Linked DNA regions of Homo sapiens: region 2 is linked to region 1. The links are chromatin loops, found by intact Hi-C in ENCODE. Cell type or tissue: Calu3. All regions are shown on one strand. Links, peaks and the distances in the headings refer to the core of each region. The heading gives the core; the rest is flanking DNA. Region 1 overlaps CNTN4 (contactin 4). Region 2 has its middle 290 kb from the start of CNTN4.

Evidence for each region. A loop is a pair of places that touch in the nucleus more often than their neighbours do. Peaks named below come from ENCODE experiments on the same cell type or tissue, not always from the same donor. Only the 100,000 strongest peaks of a DNase experiment are listed, where the experiment ranks them.
Region 2: a loop joins it to region 1, with 5 times the contacts of the local background. A loop is called at or near these places in 1 of 110 quality-filtered maps.

The regions. Positions count from the first base shown.
Region 1 is chr3:3,013,890-3,016,811 of GRCh38, reverse strand. All of the region lies in intron 14 of CNTN4 (contactin 4), which reads right to left. Among named protein-coding and RNA genes, the nearest start is that of CNTN4-AS1, 46 kb to the left of the region's middle. In Calu3, for the core only: no CTCF peak of the experiment used is centred there; a DNase peak (open chromatin) is centred at 1,121.
Region 2 is chr3:1,803,206-1,806,127 of GRCh38, reverse strand. No RefSeq gene overlaps it. Among named protein-coding and RNA genes, the nearest start is that of CNTN4, 290 kb to the left of the region's middle. In Calu3, for the core only: no CTCF peak of the experiment used is centred there; no DNase peak of the experiment used is centred there.

The DNA of each region.
Region 1 (2,922 bases), core at 153-2,652:
GTTTAATAAGCTTGACTGCCACAAATGGAAACTACTATGCACAAGCCAATTGAGGGTGGCCAAGTATAGGTACTTGGGAAACAATCAGTCAGGTGGTAATCAAAGTTATTAGATCTGCCTGGTCAAAATGTGTAGCATAAAGCACCTATTTAATTATGAAGACGGTTCTAATGATGCTCGAATGCTCTTGGTTGCCTCCCAAGTCTCTAACTTGGTCACAACGATTAATAAGGAGGTTTTTGTTTCTTTGTTTTTAATAAGCAAGATATAATCTGTCTTAAAGTCATTCACCGTCAACTTGTTTGTTTTTATTTTTACCCATGACCAGGGAAAGCAAACCTCCGGGGTCTGGATTTGTGCCATGCTTCAGTAGCAGGGTTTCTCATCTGGGAAGTCTTTCTAAATGCAAAGAATTTTCTGCAGGTGCCTAAGCTTCCCACTATGAATAAGAATACTTCCTCAAGCAAAATAGCAAGTAATAACAGAAGAGGGAAGGGGGGTATATGTTAAATTTGCCCTCTCACATTTTCTTTTTGAAGCTTTCTTTACGATTCAAAAGAAATGACAATCTGAAAGGACTAGGAAAAGACTACTGTCAATGACAAATTAAATACATTGTATCTTCGAGTCAAGGTATAATTAAAATCACTCTATGGCGTGCCTTTGACTGTGATGGAAGATAAAAAAGAATCATAAATGGGAACCACAGATATCTTTTACCCACGGAGAAACATTTTCATCAAATAATAATTAGAATGTTTTCTGTTTATTTCAGTGACTGCACATAAGTAACTCTCCCTTATGACTCACTGAGCAAAAGAGTCCCCCCAAAATCCCATTAGTATCAGTGAAATACAGTAAATTTCATCATAGTCAATGTGTAAGAATGGCATAATAAGATCTTTGCTGATTAAAGGAATGTGTGATTGCATCTGCTGGGCATCGGGCTGCATCTACTGATAAAAAGTAAGCGAATATTTACTTAAACTATAAAAGAAAGGAAATGTACACCTTGAGGCAAGGACAATGAATTCCAAAGACAATGCCTTCCATTGTGATTACATGCAAAAGAAAAACCAAGTGCCATTCACACACAGTGCAATGTGGGGAAGGATTAATATTCTGGACAGTAGATGGTGCTGAAACCTCAGCAGAAGGAGAGTGTCCCTCTTTTTCTGTTTAACCTGCTCCTGTCAGCAATTTTCTACATGTTTTCAGATTCCTCTGTTTAAGGACTGCATCTTGGGAAAGAAGCAATAATTCGCATATTCTAAAGCAGTACTTCTTTGTTTGCTTATAGATTTGAGATGAGGTCACCGAGGAGCATATGAAGCTTAAAATAGAAGGTATTAATATCTTGGTAGACAATATTAGCTACCCTCTCTTTATTTGATGTAGATAGGATTGATTGATGAAGCTTTCTGCAAAACAAAACCTTAAACAATCCTCCCTCCCCCACCCCCAACAGTCTGGTCCACCACTGACTAGCTTGTTTGAGGACTTGTCTGTAATTCTAAGTGAACTTTTTCCTGAAACCCTTCAGAATGGGCAACTATTAATAGATATTAGGTCCCCTGCAATTGTTGAAATGCCCCCTTTGTGTGCAGCTAGGTAAGGCATTATGAGTTTAACTAAAAGAGACTCTTCTTCCTGCTGCATTGCTTGCTTCATAGTGAGACCTATATACACATTCAGTGAAATTTAAAGGAGGGAGAATGAAAATCTGAAGAGCCCTGAATTAAGACTTTGTTACTGTTTTTCATTTTGGAGAGAAAGAGGCAAATCATTGGAAAACTCACTCTTGTAAGGAAGAACTACTCTCTGGAGCAGGTTTGAAGGTCACTGGACATTTAGTCCAATCTTCCACACTAGAGATAAGGAAACTTTTCTATTGAGAGTTGCTGACCCAAAGAGAAAAAAAAAAAAAAAAAACCAATCGAGGGTCACGCAAGTATAAAGCAACTTAATTTAGTTTATTTTCAGAGAGATGTTTACAACTTTTCATGTCTTTTAAATTAGGTACAGGGAACACAAAATTTAAAGATACATCAAATAATTTAAAAGTTAGATCTAATCTAATATAAAGGGTAATGGAGGTGGAAAGAATGTTAAAGCCAAGAGACAAGGAAAAGGAGATGAAAATGCAGAGAAACAGAGCAAGACAGACAAGCAGAGAGCGGCAGAATCCTCTACTCCACAAAGACATCACATGCTAATAAATGACATTCACACCAAGTGGAGTACACAGAGCCAGAAAAGAATTTTTAGAAAGTGAAAAGGCAGTCTTTTGTGGAGCACCATTCCACCTTTTGGTTTTTATGATATTAAAATAGAAACCCTTTGTTGGGCAAGCTCTATCTTTGTAATTACAGTCATTTGCAGATAAGCTGTATCTTGCCACTTCCAACTAAAGGGTGCCTGAAATTTAAGTCAGAGTTCTGACGTGACCCAAAGTCCCACATTTTCCAAATCCACATTTACTGTTCTCTAAAATGACAAGTAGGTTTTGCCACAGTGATAAGTGAAGCACTCTAGTACTACTACAGACTGAAAGTATTGAGAAACGGTCAGCATTAAAAATTGGCAGGATACTTCAGAAAGAGATTAAGGGCAGAAAGAGAAATAGATTTTTGGCTAGGTCTTGGTTAGTCAAAAAACATTAATGACTTCCTCATTCCACAAACGTGTTAGTTTCTTGAATTAAAACAAACAAAACCCCTAGGGGTGTGTGTGTGTGTGTGTGTGTGTGTGTGTGTGTGTGTGTACATTTAAATGTCTGTTCCTCAATAAAATTTGTTAAAGTTTACAGGAATGTATTCACTTCCTAGATTATCCATTAGAATCTAATAGCTCAGTATTGGTAGGAAAGATAGTGAGGCAAGACCCAAGCCTAGGTTATAACAAATAGGTACACATTATTTG
Region 2 (2,922 bases), core at 90-2,589, 1.2 Mb after region 1:
AAGTGGAGGGAAATGTAAAGGAGACTTTTTCTTTCATCTTACGTACCAGGTTGGCCACAGGGTGGTAGAGCACCAAGAGGCTCTTGGGTCTCTGATTCTAGGCTTTGGCTCTTGAAAGGCATTTCTGGACCTGTCCTAGGCCAGAGCGGAGCCCATTTCTCTGAAGGGTGAGTCCCAGGCCATGCAGCATTCACCACAAGCTGACTGAGGAGCCCCTGGCCCTTAAGGGAACATTGGTGGTAGCCTGGCAGTAGCCTGTGGACCTGTGATGGCAGTGGCCATGGGTTGAAGTTCCTCTGCCTTTAGAAAGGGGAAAGACTGCATTTTGAGGTTTGAGTGCCAGCTTAGCCCTGGTACAATGGAACACCAGGTAAATTTCTAAAGTTTTTGAGTGTAGTCTTTGGCTCCTGGATGGATGGTACCTCTGGACCTGCCCAGGGCCTGGGGAAACTTGCTGACCGGAAAGGAAGACAGAAGTGGCTGGCTTTGTCACTTGATGATTATAGAGCCCCAGGGCTTTCAGCAGACATAGGCAGTAGCCAGGGAGTGGTTACAACAAGCCTTGGGTGAAACCCAGTGCTGTGCTGTCTTCAGGTCTGACTCAGTGCAGTCCTAGTGGTGGTCACAGGTGTGCTTGCGTCACTCTGTTCCCAGCTCCAGGCAGCTCAGAGAGACTCTGTTTGGGAGAAAGGAAGGAAAGAGAACAAGAGTCTCTGCTAGGTAGGTAATACAGAGAATTCTCCCAGATCTTGTACGTGACCATCAAGGTGGTACCTCTAGTCTGTAAGAACCATGGCATTATTGGCCTGGGGTGCCCCCTAATGCACATACAGCTTAGATCACAACATCCAAGTCCTTTAGAATATCTGGAAAGCCTTCCCAAGAAGGAAGGGTACAAACAAGCCTAGACTGTGAAAACTACAATAGATACCTATGTTGTCAATGCCTAGACACAGGTGAACATCCACGAGTATCAAGATCGTCCAGTAAAACATGACCTCATCAAATGTATTAAATAAGGCACCAGAGACCAATCCTGGAGAAACAGAGATATGTGACCTTTCAGACAGAGGATTCAAAATACCTTTGTTGAGAAAACTCCAAGAAATTGAAGATAACACAGGGAAGGAATTCTGAATTCTGTCAGATAAATTTAACAAAGAAATTGAAGTAATTAAGAAGAATCAAGCATAAATTCTGGAGCTGAAAGATGCAATTGACATACTGAAGAATGTACCAGAGTCTTTTAAGAGCAAAATTGGTCCAGCAGAAAAAAAAAATAGTGAGTTTGAAGACGGGCTATTTGAAAATACATATCCAAAGAGACAAAAGAAAAAAGAATAAAAAGCAATGAAGCATACCTACAGGGTCTAGAAAATAGACTCAAAAAGGCAAATGTAAGTTATTGGCCTTAAGGAGGAAACGGAGAAAGAGGGGTAGAAAGTTTATTCAAAGTAATAATAACAGAGAACTTCCCAAACCAAGGTAAAGATATTAATATCCAAGAACAAGGAGGTTATAGAACACCAAGCAGATTTAACCCAATGAAGATTACCTCAAGGCATTTAATAATCAAACTCCCAAAGGGCAAGGATAAAGAAAAGATCCTAAATGCAGCAAGAGAAAAGAAACATCATACAATGGAGCTCCAATATGTCTGGCAGCAAACTTTTCAGTGCAAACTTATAGGCCAGAAGACAGTGGCATGATATAGTTAAAGTGCTGAAAGAAAAAAAAAATGTTTCCCCTAGAATAGTATACCTGGCAGAAATATTCTTCAAACATGAAGGAGAAATAAAGGCTTTCCCAAACAAAAAAAGCTGCAGGATTTCATCAAAACCAAATCTGTCCTACAAGAAATGCTAAAGGGATTACTACAATCAGAAAAAAAAAAGAACGTTCATGAGCAATAAGTAATTATCTGAAGGCCCTAAACTCACTGGTAGTAGTAAGCATACATAAGAACACAGAATATTAGAGCATTATAACTGTGGTGTTTAAACTACTCTTCAATAGAAAGACTAAATGATGAACCAATCAAAAGTGATAACTAAAACAACTTTTCAAGACAGGGTATAATAAGATATAAATAGAAACAACAAAAATTTAAAAAGTTGGGGGATGAAGTTAAGGTGTAGAGTTTTGGTTAGTTTTATTTTTGCTTGCTTGTTTTTTATGTAAATTATGTTAAGTTGTTATCAACTTTAAACAATGCGTTATAAGATAGTATTTGCAAGCCTCATGGTAACCTCAAATCAACAACCATACAATGGATGCCAACAAAATCAAAAGTAAGAAACTAAATCATATCACCAGAGAAAATTAGCTTCATTAGGAGAAAGACGGAAAAAAAGAAGGAAGAAAGACAAGACCATAAAAACAAAAAACAAAAAACAAAACAAATAACAAAATGGCAGGAATAAGTCCTTATTTAGCAATAATAACATTTAATGTAAATGGATTAAACTCTCTAATCAAAAGACATAGAATGGCTGAACAGATTACAAAAAGAGACCCAATGATCTGTTGGCTACAAGAAACACACTTCACTTATAAAGACACACATAAACTGAAAATAAAGAGATGGAAAAAGATATCCCATGCCAATAGGAACCAAAAAAGTGGAGAAGTAGCTATACTTACATCAGGCAAAATCAATTTCGAGACAAAAACTGTAAGAAGAGACAAAGGTCATTATATAATGACAAAGGGGTCAGTCGAGCAAGAGAATTTAACAATTTTAAATATATATGGTCCCACCCAACACTGCAATACTCAGATGTATAAAGCAAATATTATTAGAGCTAAAGAGAGCAATAGACCCTAACACAGTAATGGCTGGAGATTTCAACACCCCACTTTCAGCACTGGACTGATCTTCTAGACAGAAAAACAACAAAGAAACAGATCAGACTTAATCTG